3 separate regions of the Homo sapiens genome follow, and all the other regions are linked to region 1. Evidence: chromatin contacts called from ENCODE Hi-C or POLR2A ChIA-PET data. All regions are on one chromosome and are shown on one strand. Each heading gives the region's core, a stretch centred on a gene start or an enhancer-like site at or near the end of the contact. The rest is flanking DNA. Distances are from core to core; before and after follow the strand shown. Region 1 holds the start of KIR3DL3 (killer cell immunoglobulin like receptor, three Ig domains and long cytoplasmic tail 3). Region 2 holds the start of KIR2DL4 (killer cell immunoglobulin like receptor, two Ig domains and long cytoplasmic tail 4). Region 3 holds the start of KIR2DS4 (killer cell immunoglobulin like receptor, two Ig domains and short cytoplasmic tail 4 (gene/pseudogene)).

Evidence for each region. Hi-C counts contacts between places; a loop is a spot of excess contacts on that map. ChIA-PET counts read pairs that join two places held with the same protein, here RNA polymerase II (POLR2A). Pooled maps may share reads with other maps.
Region 2: a loop to region 1 is called in a pooled map, with 2.9 times the contacts of the local background. The contact joins the promoter of KIR2DL4 here to the promoter of KIR3DL3 in region 1. A Hi-C loop is called at or near these places in 1 of 37 single-sample maps with no recorded cell type and 2 of 50 pooled maps.
Region 3: a pooled map shows a loop between it and region 1 (10-fold over the local background). The contact joins the promoter of KIR2DS4 here to the promoter of KIR3DL3 in region 1. A Hi-C loop is called at or near these places in 27 of 168 maps with a recorded cell type or tissue (A673, B cell, CD14-positive monocyte and 18 more), 4 of 37 single-sample maps with no recorded cell type and 30 of 50 pooled maps. POLR2A ChIA-PET finds 5 or more read pairs at or near these places in 1 of 52 experiments (common myeloid progenitor, CD34-positive).

Annotation. Positions count from the first base shown.
Region 1 is chr19:54,722,711-54,726,534 of GRCh38, forward strand. KIR3DL3 (killer cell immunoglobulin like receptor, three Ig domains and long cytoplasmic tail 3) reads left to right here and starts at 1,732. Exons shown (of 8, transcript NM_153443.5): 1 at 1,732-1,820; 2 at 2,537-2,572; 3 at 3,343-3,627. The coding sequence starts at 1,787.
Region 2 is chr19:54,801,922-54,805,923 of GRCh38, forward strand. KIR2DL4 (killer cell immunoglobulin like receptor, two Ig domains and long cytoplasmic tail 4) reads left to right here and starts at 1,689. Exons shown (of 7, transcript NM_001080770.2): 1 at 1,689-1,770; 2 at 1,970-2,005; 3 at 2,872-3,156. The coding sequence starts at 1,731.
Region 3 is chr19:54,831,248-54,835,188 of GRCh38, forward strand. It overlaps KIR2DS4 (killer cell immunoglobulin like receptor, two Ig domains and short cytoplasmic tail 4 (gene/pseudogene)), which reads left to right and starts at 1,460. Exons shown (of 7, transcript NM_001281972.2): 1 at 1,460-1,551; 2 at 3,832-3,867. The coding sequence starts at 1,518.

The DNA of each region.
Region 1 (3,824 bases), core at 482-2,981:
AAAACATCCACCTCAAATCTTCCTAATCCACAAACTTGTCTAGCACCCCTGGAACATTCACCAAAATAAATTTTTAAATGCTGAATCATAGGTAATATGATAGATGAAACAGTTGAATTAAATTATAAATGTACAACAAGGAAATGCTGGGGAAATTATCAAATATTTTAAAATTAATAAACACACATAGCAATAAACAATGAGTGGAAGAAAAACATTTCAAAGAAAGGTGGAAAATATTTTGTATCAATTAAAAATGAAAACACATCTCGGCAAATGACTGGGGATACAGATAGAACAGTGTTAAAGGAAAATAAGCCTCAAATGTCTGTGTTAGAAAAGAAGGAAGAGCTGAGTAAATAGGTAACTTTCGCTTGCAGAAATACTACACATCAGCAAATTAATTCCAAAGTAACGTCGAGGAAAAACATAAAATGGCAAGCAAATATATACGTGCATATGTACGTATATTCATAAATGACAAACAGGACAGAAAAATCAGTGACATCAATTTTGTTCCTTAGAAGAAACAGGAAAATTGACCCCAAAAAACTTTCCAGGCCACATTTGGTCATGATGGAAATATTTTGGCACTTCCTGGTTAAGCTCAACACCAACTTGCACCCAAAACCAATAATTTCATTCCTAGGTAAATATGTCTAATTAATTCAGCATATGTATGCAAGGGATCACACAGAAACACGATTATCAAGGCCCGAGTTATAAAAGAGAAAATCCGGAAACAACACAAATGTCCATGATAAAAAGAGTGGATAATTACATGTTGATAAAGTTATGTATGGACTATTAAACTGCAATCCAAAAGAATAAAATAGAACTATAAAATTCAATATGTATATGGTGTCATAGAAACACAAATGTGAGAAAAAGAAAGAAAAATACAAAATTTATATTTTTTAAAATTTGAAACAACTATATATGTGAGTGCTTAGGGTGTGTGTGTGTGTGTGTGTGTATAACCATATGTATATAAACGCACACATACGCACACATATAGAATGTCCCGGCCAGGCATGGTGGCTCACACCTGTAATCTCAGCACTTTGGGAGGCTGAAGTAGACAGATCACTTGAGGTTAGGAGTTCAAGACCAGCCTGGCCAACATGGAGAAACCTCCTCTCTACTAAAAGTACAAAAATTAGGTGGGCGTGATGGTGGGTGCCTGTAAATCCAGCTACTTAGGAGGCTGAGGCACGAGAATTGCGTGAACCTGGGAGGTGGAGGCTGCAATGAGCCGAGGTCTCACCACTGCATTCCAAACTGGGTGACGAAGTGAGATTGCGTCTCAAAAAAAAAAAAAGTTCTAAAAGTTGTGACTTGGGTGTGGCAGATTGTGACATACTGCCAGCTGCTAGAAATGCTGGGGCAGGAGGATTGCTTGAACTCTGAAGTCAAAGAACAGCCTGGGGAAAATAGCACATGAAGAAGAGTTTGAATCTCAGATAAAAACAACAAAAATACATCAAAAGTCTTTAATGTAAGCCAAGCATTCAGTCATCTCCTGTATGAGAGATTGGATCTGAGACGTGTTTTGAGTTGGTTATAGTGAAGGATGCAAGGTGTCAATTCTAGTTGGAACAATTTCCAGGAAGCCATGTTCCGCTCTTGACCAAACAGCCACTGGGCCTCATGCAAGGTAGAAATAGCCTGCATACGTCATCCTCCCATGATGTGGTCAGCATGTAAACTGCATGAGCCCCTCACAACATCCTGTGTGCTGCTGAACTGAGCTGGGGCGCAGCCGCCTGTCTGCACCGGCAGCACCATGTCGCTCATGGTCGTCAGCATGGCGTGTGTTGGTGAGTCCTGGAAGGGAATCGAGGGAGGGAGCGCTGGGGTGGAGATCTGGGCCTGGAGTGGAGATCTGGGCCTGGAGTGGAGATATGGGCCTGGAGTGGAGATATAGGCCTGGAGTGGAGATATGGGCCTGGGGTGGAGATATGGGCCTGGAGTGGAGATATGGGCCTGGAACTGTAGATATGGGCCTGAAGTAGAGATATGGGCCTGGAGTAGAGATATGGGCCTGGAACTGTAGATATGGGCCTGGAGTGGAGATATTGGCTTGGAGTGCAGATATGGACCTGGAATTGAGATACGGGCCTGGAGGTGGAGATATGGGCCTAGAGTGGAGATATGGGCCTGGAGGTGGAGATATGGGCCTGGAACTGTAGATATGGGCCTGGAGTAGAGATACGGGCCTGGAGTGGAGATGTTGGCTTGGAGTGCAGATATGGGCCTGGAATGGAGACACGGGCCTGGAGGTGGAGATACAGGCCTGGAGGTGGAGATATGGGCCTGGAGTGTAGATATGGGCCTGGAGTAGAGATATAGGACGGAGGTGGAGATATAGGCCTGGAGTGGAGATATGGGCCTGGAGTAGAGATATAGGACGGAGGTGGAGATATAGGCCTGGAGTGGAGATATGGGCCTAGAGGTGGAGATATGGGCCTGGAGTGGAGATATGGGCCTGGAGGTGATGTACAGATGGATCATCCATCATGATCTTTCTTTCCAGGGTTCTTCTTGCTGGAGGGGCCCTGGCCACATGTGGGTGAGTCCTTCCCCCAAACCTTAGGTTGTCATCTCCCCACATAAGATGATGCTCCTGAAACGGGAGGCAGGCGACACAGGGGGTTGACTGATGGGCTGACCATGGGAAGCCATGTGGGAATCTCTCATGAACTAGGAAAAGGAAGCCAGGGGAAGCTTCGCCACAGTTCTGTCCTAGCCCTCCCCGGCCTTTCTTTCCCTTGGCTGAGTCTGTGGGGACCCAGGGGGAGACTGAAGTGCTCAAAGGAGTGGTGTGCAGGGAGGAAGTGGTGTCACCGGCAGAGGAAGGGAGAGAAGCAGTGCAAGGAACAACAGGCCTCTGAGGACAAGAGCATAACTCACACCCTCCAGCGTTTCCATGACGGTAGGGGCTGCAATGTGGCTGCTGTCATTCTACCTAAGAGGTGGGGGAACCACAGTCATGACCCTGACATTCCAGATCTTCTAATAGGGGCTCAGTTGTTTATTATGGTTCATGCATTAGCTGATCATGCCCTCCATCCTGTGTCTACCTTGTGTTCTTTTATGTAAGTAATTTTGCAGTGTTAAAATCTAGTAAGAGTCGCTTCTTCAGCACCTGCTCAAAGTTCTCAGCTGACACTTGCTGTAGGGAGACGCCATGTCTATGCGGGATGGGTCCTTCCTGTAGCCCTGGGCACCCAGGTGTGGTAGGAGCCTTAGAAACGTGGAAATGGGAGAATCTTCTGAGCACAGGGAGGGAGGGGCGGCTCCACATCCTCCTCTCTAAGGTGGTGCCTCCTTCTCCCCCAGGTGGTCAGGACAAGCCCTTCCTCTCTGCCTGGCCCGGCACTGTGGTGTCTGAAGGACAACATGTGACTCTTCAGTGTCGCTCTCGTCTTGGGTTTAATGAATTCAGTCTGTCCAAAGAAGACGGGATGCCTGTCCCTGAGCTCTACAACAGAATATTCCGGAACAGCTTTCTCATGGGCCCTGTGACCCCAGCACATGCAGGGACCTACAGATGTTGCAGTTCACACCCACACTCCCCCACTGGGTGGTCGGCACCCAGCAACCCTGTGGTGATCATGGTCACAGGTCAGAGGCTTTCTGTCTGGGCTTCTCACTGTCCCACCTCCTGAATCCCAGAGCTTCTGGTGGGGGCGTCCATCAGGGTCCAATCATCCAGGCCCCGACTGTATTTGGGGTAAAGGGGGATTCAGTACAGAGAAATAGTTGCTGTGGTGGGAAGAATAATTGTCCCCAGTGATGGCTACATGGTAATCCATGAACCC
Region 2 (4,002 bases), core at 439-2,938, 79 kb after region 1:
GAGACAGGGTTTCGCCATGTTGGCCAGGCTGGTCTCGAACTCCAGACCTCAGGTGATCCACCCGCTTCGCCCTCCCAAAGTGCTAGATTTCAGGCTGAGACACCACACCCAGCCTGTACATTGACTTTCTGCCCTTAAACTGTGCTGAAGTTTGTTTCTCAGATGTAGGAGCCTTTGGGCAGAGACTATGGGGTTTCTAGGTATAGAAATTATCTCATCTTCAAACAGAGGTAATTTGACTACCTCTCTCTGCTACTCTCTTCTTACTTGGATGCCTTATAATTCTTTCTCTTTCCTGATGGCTCTGTCTAGGACTTCAAGTACTATGTTGAATAGGATGGTGAGAGTGGGCATTCTTGTCTTGTTTCACTTATGAAGGGAACTTCTTCCAGCTTTTACTCATTCAGTATGATGTTGGTTGTGGGTTTGTCACAGGCGGCTCTTATTATATTGAGTTATGTTTCTTCAATGCTTAGCTTGTTGAGGGCTTTTAACATGAAGAAATGCTTAGTAAAAAGTATGTTCTACATGTGTGTTGAGAAGATCATGTGGTTTTTGTTTTTAGTTTTGTTTAGGTGATGAATCACATGTATTGATTGTGTATGTTCAACCAACCTTGCACCCTAAGAATAAAGTTGACTTGATCATGGTGGATTCACTTTTTGATATGCTGCGGGATTCAGTTCTTAGTATTTTTTGTGGATTTTTGCCTCTATGTTCATCAGGAATATTGGCATGTAGTTTTCTTTTGTTTAATGTTCTTTTCTGTCTTTAGTATCAGGGTGATGCCAGCCTTATAGAATGAGTAAAGGCCACCCTGGGCAAACAGTGAGACCCATCCCTTTTTAAAAATTATGAGTTTTACAAATTTAAAATGCATAGTGAAAAAGTTCTTACAAACTCCAGAAAGATAGGTGTAAATAAGAGACATTTGTAAGAATGACAGCACATTAAATGTGTAGATTTCAACCTTCAGTTATTGCAATATTCCAGTATCAAGTTGGAGGATGTTATCAGTCTGATATTTTTTCCTCAAATGAGAGAGAGAAAGAAAGACACACAAACAACACAGGGAGAAAAAAAGCACACGTTACAGAGAGACAAAAAGGGAGACAGGGAACTGTGAATTTGGACTCTTGTGTCATAAGACAAATTCTAGATAACACGACCAGACCTTCAATTGACATATTGTGTTTTTGCTAATAAGGTGGAATTCTATGATGCGAAATAACTATATAGTCTTTTCTACTGGGATTTAAATCATTTTATCTGTTTCTGGCTTAACAGGAAAAATACAACCATGGAAAATTATGATGATTTATTTAATACGATTGCTCTATAGTGTTAATAAAACCTATTAGGTATTTTGCATATTACATATCAAGGAGAGTTTGAATCTCAGGTAGAAACAAAAAAAAATACATCAAATTTCCTCATGTGAGTGCAGAATTCAATCGTCCCGTGCAGGGGTAAGTGAGTCTGAGATGTGTTTTGAGCCTGGCCGTTGCGCATGATGTGAAGTGACAAGTCTAGTCTGCAGTTTTCAGAAACCCTCATTCCTCCCTTGACTGATTCACCACTTGAACCTCATATGACGTAGAAGAAGCCTACCTATGTCCCCTTCACATGTTGTGGTCAATGTGTCAACTGCACGATCCGGGCCCCTCACCACATCCTCTGCACCGGTCAGTCGAGCCGAGTCACTGCGTCCTGGCAGCAGAAGCTGCACCATGTCCATGTCACCCACGGTCATCATCCTGGCATGTCTTGGTGAGTCCTGGAAGGGAAGGAGCACCAGGGTTACACTATGGGCCTGCAGATTGGGTGTCTCCCCAGCAGAGAGCCATGTTCTGAAGCAAGTGAGTGGTGAGGATGAGTTAATTTTCAGTCCAGCGTGGCGCCCAGTGGCTCAGGAGGAAAGGGTAGGTTGCTGCCGAGATGAATAGTTCATCATGATCTTTCTTTGCAGGGTTCTTCTTGGACCAGAGTGTGTGGGCACACGTGGGTGAGTCCTTCCCCAAATGATGGGTTGCCATCTTCACCCCAATACAAGTGAATTTTCCAGAAATGGGAGGGAGGCAGCACAGAGGGTGGGCTGATGGGCTGACCATGGGAAGGCCTGGGGGGAGTCTCTCATGAACTAGTAAGAGGAGATCCTGGGAGTCTCTCATGAACTAGTAAGAGGAGATCCTGGGAGTCTCTCATGAACTAGTAAGAGGAGATCCTGGTATGCTCAGCCCTCTGTTTTGTCTTAGCCCTCCCCAGCCTTTCTTCCCCATGGCTGAGTTGAGCTCTGTGTGGCCCAGGCGGGATACTGAGGTGCTCAAAGCTGGGGTGTGTGGGGGGATGTGGTGTCACCGACAGAGGAGGGAAGGGTAGCAGTGTTAGGAACAGCAGGTCCTCTGAGGACAAGAGGGTAACTCACACCCTCCAGCGTTTCCATGACGGTAGGGGCTGCAGTGTGGCTGCTGTCATTCTGCCAGAAGAGGTGGGGGAACCACAGCCACGACCCTGCCATTCCAAATCCTCTGATGGAGCTCAGTTGTTTATTGTGGTTCAGGCATTAGCTAATATTCCATTCACAAAGGTCATACCCTCCACCCCATGTCTACTTTGTGTTCTTTGGTGTAACTAATCTTGCAGTATTAAAATCTAGTAAGAGTCCCTTACTCAGCACCTGCTCAGTTCTCAACTGACACTTTTGTTGTAGGGAGACGCCACGTCTATGCGGGATGGGTCCTTCCTGTAGCCCCAGGCACCCAGGTGTGGTAGGAGCCTTAGAAAGAAGAAATGGGGAGAATCTTCTGAGCACAGGGAGGGAGGGGCAGCTCAACATACTCCTCTCTGAGGCGGCATCTCCTTCTCCCCAAGGTGGTCAGGACAAGCCCTTCTGCTCTGCCTGGCCCAGCGCTGTGGTGCCTCAAGGAGGACACGTGACTCTTCGGTGTCACTATCGTCGTGGGTTTAACATCTTCACGCTGTACAAGAAAGATGGGGTCCCTGTCCCTGAGCTCTACAACAGAATATTCTGGAACAGTTTCCTCATTAGCCCTGTGACCCCAGCACACGCAGGGACCTACAGATGTCGAGGTTTTCACCCGCACTCCCCCACTGAGTGGTCGGCACCCAGCAACCCCCTGGTGATCATGGTCACAGGTCAGAGGGCTCCTGTCTGGGCTTCTCCTTGTCCCACCTCCTGAGTCCCAGAGCTTCTGGTGGGGGTGTCCACCAGAGTCCGATCATCCAGGCCCCAACTATATTTGGGGTAAAGGGGGATTGAATACAGGGGAATGGGTGCTGTGTTGGAAAGAATAACTGTCCCCATCGATGGCCACATTGTAATCCTTGGAGCCTGTGACTATGTTATAGGGCAGGGGACTGAAGGGGAAGATGGAGCTCAGGTTGTTGATGAGTTGACCTTGAGATGGGGAGATGGCCTGGACTCTCCCACTGGGCTCAGTGTAATCACAAGGGTCCATATGAGTGGAGAAGGAAGAGGAGAATGGGGATTAGAGCAGCATCGTGGGATACTCCACCAGCCACTGTGGGCTTTGAAGGTGGAGGAAGACCACGAGCCACGAAGGGGCTGGAGAAATCAATGGAACTGATTCTCCCGAGTCTCCAGAGGGAATGCAGCCCTGCAGATGCCTTGATTGTAGCCCAGGAAGAACAGGGTCTGATTTCTGTCTCCAGAAGTGGAAGGGGTCAGTGTGTTCTCTCCTGCCGCCATGTTTGTGATAATTTTCTCCAGCAACAACAGGAAACCAACACAGGAACCCAGGTGAAGGACAAGTTAAAAAACCAAACAAGAAGGTTGGCTACCCTGAGATCAGCAAGGGTGCACTGCTGATGCCACCACCAGGCTGGAACCACATAGGGAGGGATCGACAGGAAGAGTTGGGGGTGGAGGGTGAGAGAGAGAGAGAGAGCACTAGGCCATAGAGCAGGGCAGTGAGTTCTCAGCTCAGGTGGGAGGGGAGCTGTGACAAGGAAGAACCTCCC
Region 3 (3,941 bases), core at 210-2,709, 110 kb after region 1:
ATGAGGCAGTGTGTAGGCTGTATCAGGAATTATAAGTAATCAAGAGATGATTTCATGTATACAGGAGGATGTGCATGGGTTATATCCAAATGCTGTGTCATTTTATGTAAGAGGCTTGAGCATCTGCAGATTTTGGTACCTGAGTGGAGATCCTGAAACCAATCACCCACGAATAGTAAAGGATGACCGTATATGACTTTTATTTCTCAATTTTAAATATAAATCATAAAAAATGTACAATAACTAGATAAAAAGTAAGAAGTGTTTTTATAGTGTGAGAATAAGTTTAGATTTATTTTTTCCTACGTGTAACCCTTTGGTTTAATATTATTTATTAAGAAGACATTCTATGCCACCTTAAACCACACGGCAGCCTTTGTCAACTCTAAAGGGACTGTGTGTACACGGATGTATTTTAGACACTGTTTCTGCTAAGGGGCTCTCTGTGTCCACACTCTTGAGGATGCTGCACTTCATGTAGCCTTATAAAACCCTTTAAATTTAGTAGCCAGAGCCCTCTAATTTGTTATTATAGGCTACTTGCTATTTTTTTTTCTTGAGGCGGAGTCTTGCTCTGTCGCCCAGGCGGGACTGTAGTGGAGCAATCTCAGCTCACTGCAACTTCCGCCTCCCAGGTTCAGGCGATTCTCGTGCCTCAGTCTCTTGAGTAGCTGGCGTTTCAGGTGCCTGCCACCAGGCATGGCTAATTTTTGAATTTTTAGCAGAGACGCGGTTTCACTGTGTTGGCCAGGCTGCTCTCAATCTCCTCATCTCAGTTGATCCGCCCACCTCGGCTTCCCGACCTGCTGGGGGAAACTTGATTTTCTATAGCATTATGTTACTGGATATTTCTGTAAAATTTAAAATGAGGGAGGCAGAGAGACAGAGAGAGAGCAAACTCCAGAGTTGGGACTCTGGAATCTTGAGTCATGAGACAAATTATAGATAAAACTACAAAAATCCAGAATTTACATGTGTGGTTTTTGCTGATAAAGTACAATTCTAAGATTGTAAATAATTGCATAATCCTTCCCTGGGAATTTAAATCATTTGAACTGGTTCTGCTGTAATACTAGAAATACAAGCATGAACAATTCTAATGGTTTATTAGTCACAATGACTCTGAAAACACTAATAATACCTATTAGATATTTTGCATATTACACAGGAAGAAGAGTTCGAATCTCAGATAAAAACAATAAAAATTCATGAAAAGTCTTTCATGTTAGCACAGATTTTAGGCATCTCATGTTTGGGAGGTTGGATCTAAGACATGTTTTGAGTTGGTCATAGTGAAGGACGCGAGGTGTCAATTCTAGTGAGAGCAATTTCCAGGAAGCCATGTTCTGCTCTTGAGCGAGCACCCACTGGGCCTCATGCAAGGTAGAAAAAGCCTGCGTACGTCACCCTCCCATGATGTGGTCAACATGTAAACTGCATGGGCAGGGCGCCAAATAACATCCTGTGCGCTGCTGAGCTGAGCTGGGGCGCGGCCGCCTGTCTGCACCGGCAGCACCATGTCGCTCATGGTCATCATCATGGCGTGTGTTGGTGAGTCCTGGAAGGGAATAGAGGGAGGGAGCGTGGGGATGGAGATCTGGGCCCAGAGGTGGAGATATGGGCCTGGAGGTGGAGTTATGGGCCTGGAGTGGAGATCTGGGCCTAGAGATGGAGTGATGAGCCTAGAAGTGGAGATCTGCGCCTGGAGTGGAGATCTGGGCCTGGAGTGAAGATCTGGGCCTGGAGTGGAGATATGGGCCTGGAGTGGGGATAGGAACCTGGAGTGGAGAGAGGAACCTGGAGGAGAGATAGGAACCTGGAGGGGAGGTAGGAGCCTAGGGTGGAGATATGGGACTGGAGTGGAGATATGGGACTGGAGTGGAGATATGGGCCTGGAGTGGAGTTATGGGCCTGGAGTGAAGTTATGGGCCTGGAGGTGGAGATACGGGCCTGGAGTGGAGATATGAGCCTGGAGTGGAGATATGGTCCTGGAGTGGAGATATGGGCCTGGAGTGGAGATATGGGTCTGCAGTGGAGTTATGGGCCTGGAGTGAAGTTATGGGCCTGGAGGTGGAGATATGGGCCTGGAGTGGAGATATGGGACTAGAGTGGAGATAGGGGCCTGGAGGTGGAGATCTGGGCCTGGAGTGGAGATCTGGGCCTGGAGTGGAGATCTGGGCCTGGAGTGGAGATATGGGCCTGGAGTGGAGATATGGGTCTGCAGTGGAGATATGGGCCTGGAGGTGGAGATATGGGCCTGGAGTGGAGTTATGGGCCTGGAGTGAAGTTATGGGCCTGGAGGTGGAGATATGGGCCTGGAGTGGAGATATGGGACTAGAGTGGAGATAGGGGCCTGGAGGTGGAGATCTGGGCCTGGAGTGGAGATATGGCCCTGGAGTGGAGATATGGGCCTGGAGTGGAGATATGAGCCTGGAGTGGAGATATGGCCCTGGAGTGGAGATATGGGCCTGGAGGTGGAGATATGGGCCTGGAGTGGAGTTATGGGCCTGGAGTGAAGTTATGGGCCTGGAGGTGGAGATATGGGCCTGGAGTGGAGATATGGGACTAGAGTGGAGATACGGGCCTGGAGGTGGAGATCTGGGCCTGGAGTGGAGATATGGCCCTGGAGTGGAGATATGGGCCTGGAGTGGAGATATGAGCCTGGAGTGGAGATATGGCCCTGGAGTGGAGATATGGGCCTGGAGTGGAGATATGAGCCTGGAGTGGAGATATGGCCCTGGAGTGGAGATATGGGCCTGGAGTGGAGATATGGGCCTGGAGTGGACATATGGGTCTGGAGTGGAGATACGGGCCTGGAGGTGGAGATATGGGCCTGGAGTGGAGATATGGGCCTGGAGGTGGTGATATGGGCCTGGAGTGTAGACATGGGCCGAGTGGAGATATGGGTCTGGAGTGGAGATATGGGCCTGGAGTGGAGATATGGGACTGGAGTGGAGATATAGGCATGGGGTGGAGACATGGGCCGGGAGTGGAGATATGGGACTGGAGTGGAGATACGGGCGTGGGGTGGAGATATGTGCCTGGAGGTGGAGATATGGGCGTGGGTTGGAGATATGGGCCTGGAGTGGAGATATGGGCGTGGGGTGGAGATATGGATCTGGAGTGGAGACATGGGCATGGGGTGGAGATATGGGCCTGGTGTGTAGATATGGGCCTGGAGTGGAGATATGGCCCTGGAGTGGAGATATGGGCCTGGAGTGGAGATCTGGGCCTACGGTGGAGATATGGGCCTAGGATGGGGATATGGGCCTGGAATGGAGATATGGGCCTGGGTGTGGAGATATGGGACTGGAGTGGAGATATGGGCCTGATGTGGAGATATGGGCTTGGAGTGGAGATATGATCCTGGAGTGTAGTTATGGGCCTGGAGGTGGAGATCTGGGCCTGGGGTGGAGATATGGGCCTGGAGTGGAGATATGGGACTGGAGAGGAGATATGGGACTGGAGTGGAGATATGGGCCTGGAGTGGAGATATGGGCCTGGATTGGAGATATGGGCCGAGGGTGGAGATCTGAGCCTGGATTGGAGATGTGGGCCCGGATTGGCTATATGGGTCTAGGGTGGAAATATCGGCCTGGAGTGGAGATATGGGCCTGGAGTGGAGATATGGGCTTGGGGTGGGGATATGGGCCTGGAGGCTGGGTCTCTGCACAGCCGAGAGCACTGTTCTTGGGTGCAGGTAGGCTCTGATGGTGAGTTTCCCTTCGGCCCAGGAAGGGGCTGGCTATCAAGACTCACAGCCCAGTGGGGGCAGCAAGGAAGGCCTTGTTTGCCTGCAAATGGATCTTCCATCATGATCTTTCTTTCCAGGGTTCTTCTTGCTGCAGGGGGCCTGGCCACAGGAGGGTAAGTCCTTCTCCAAACCTTAGGGTGTCATCTCCCCACATAAGAGGATTTTCCTGAAACGGGAGGGAAGTCCT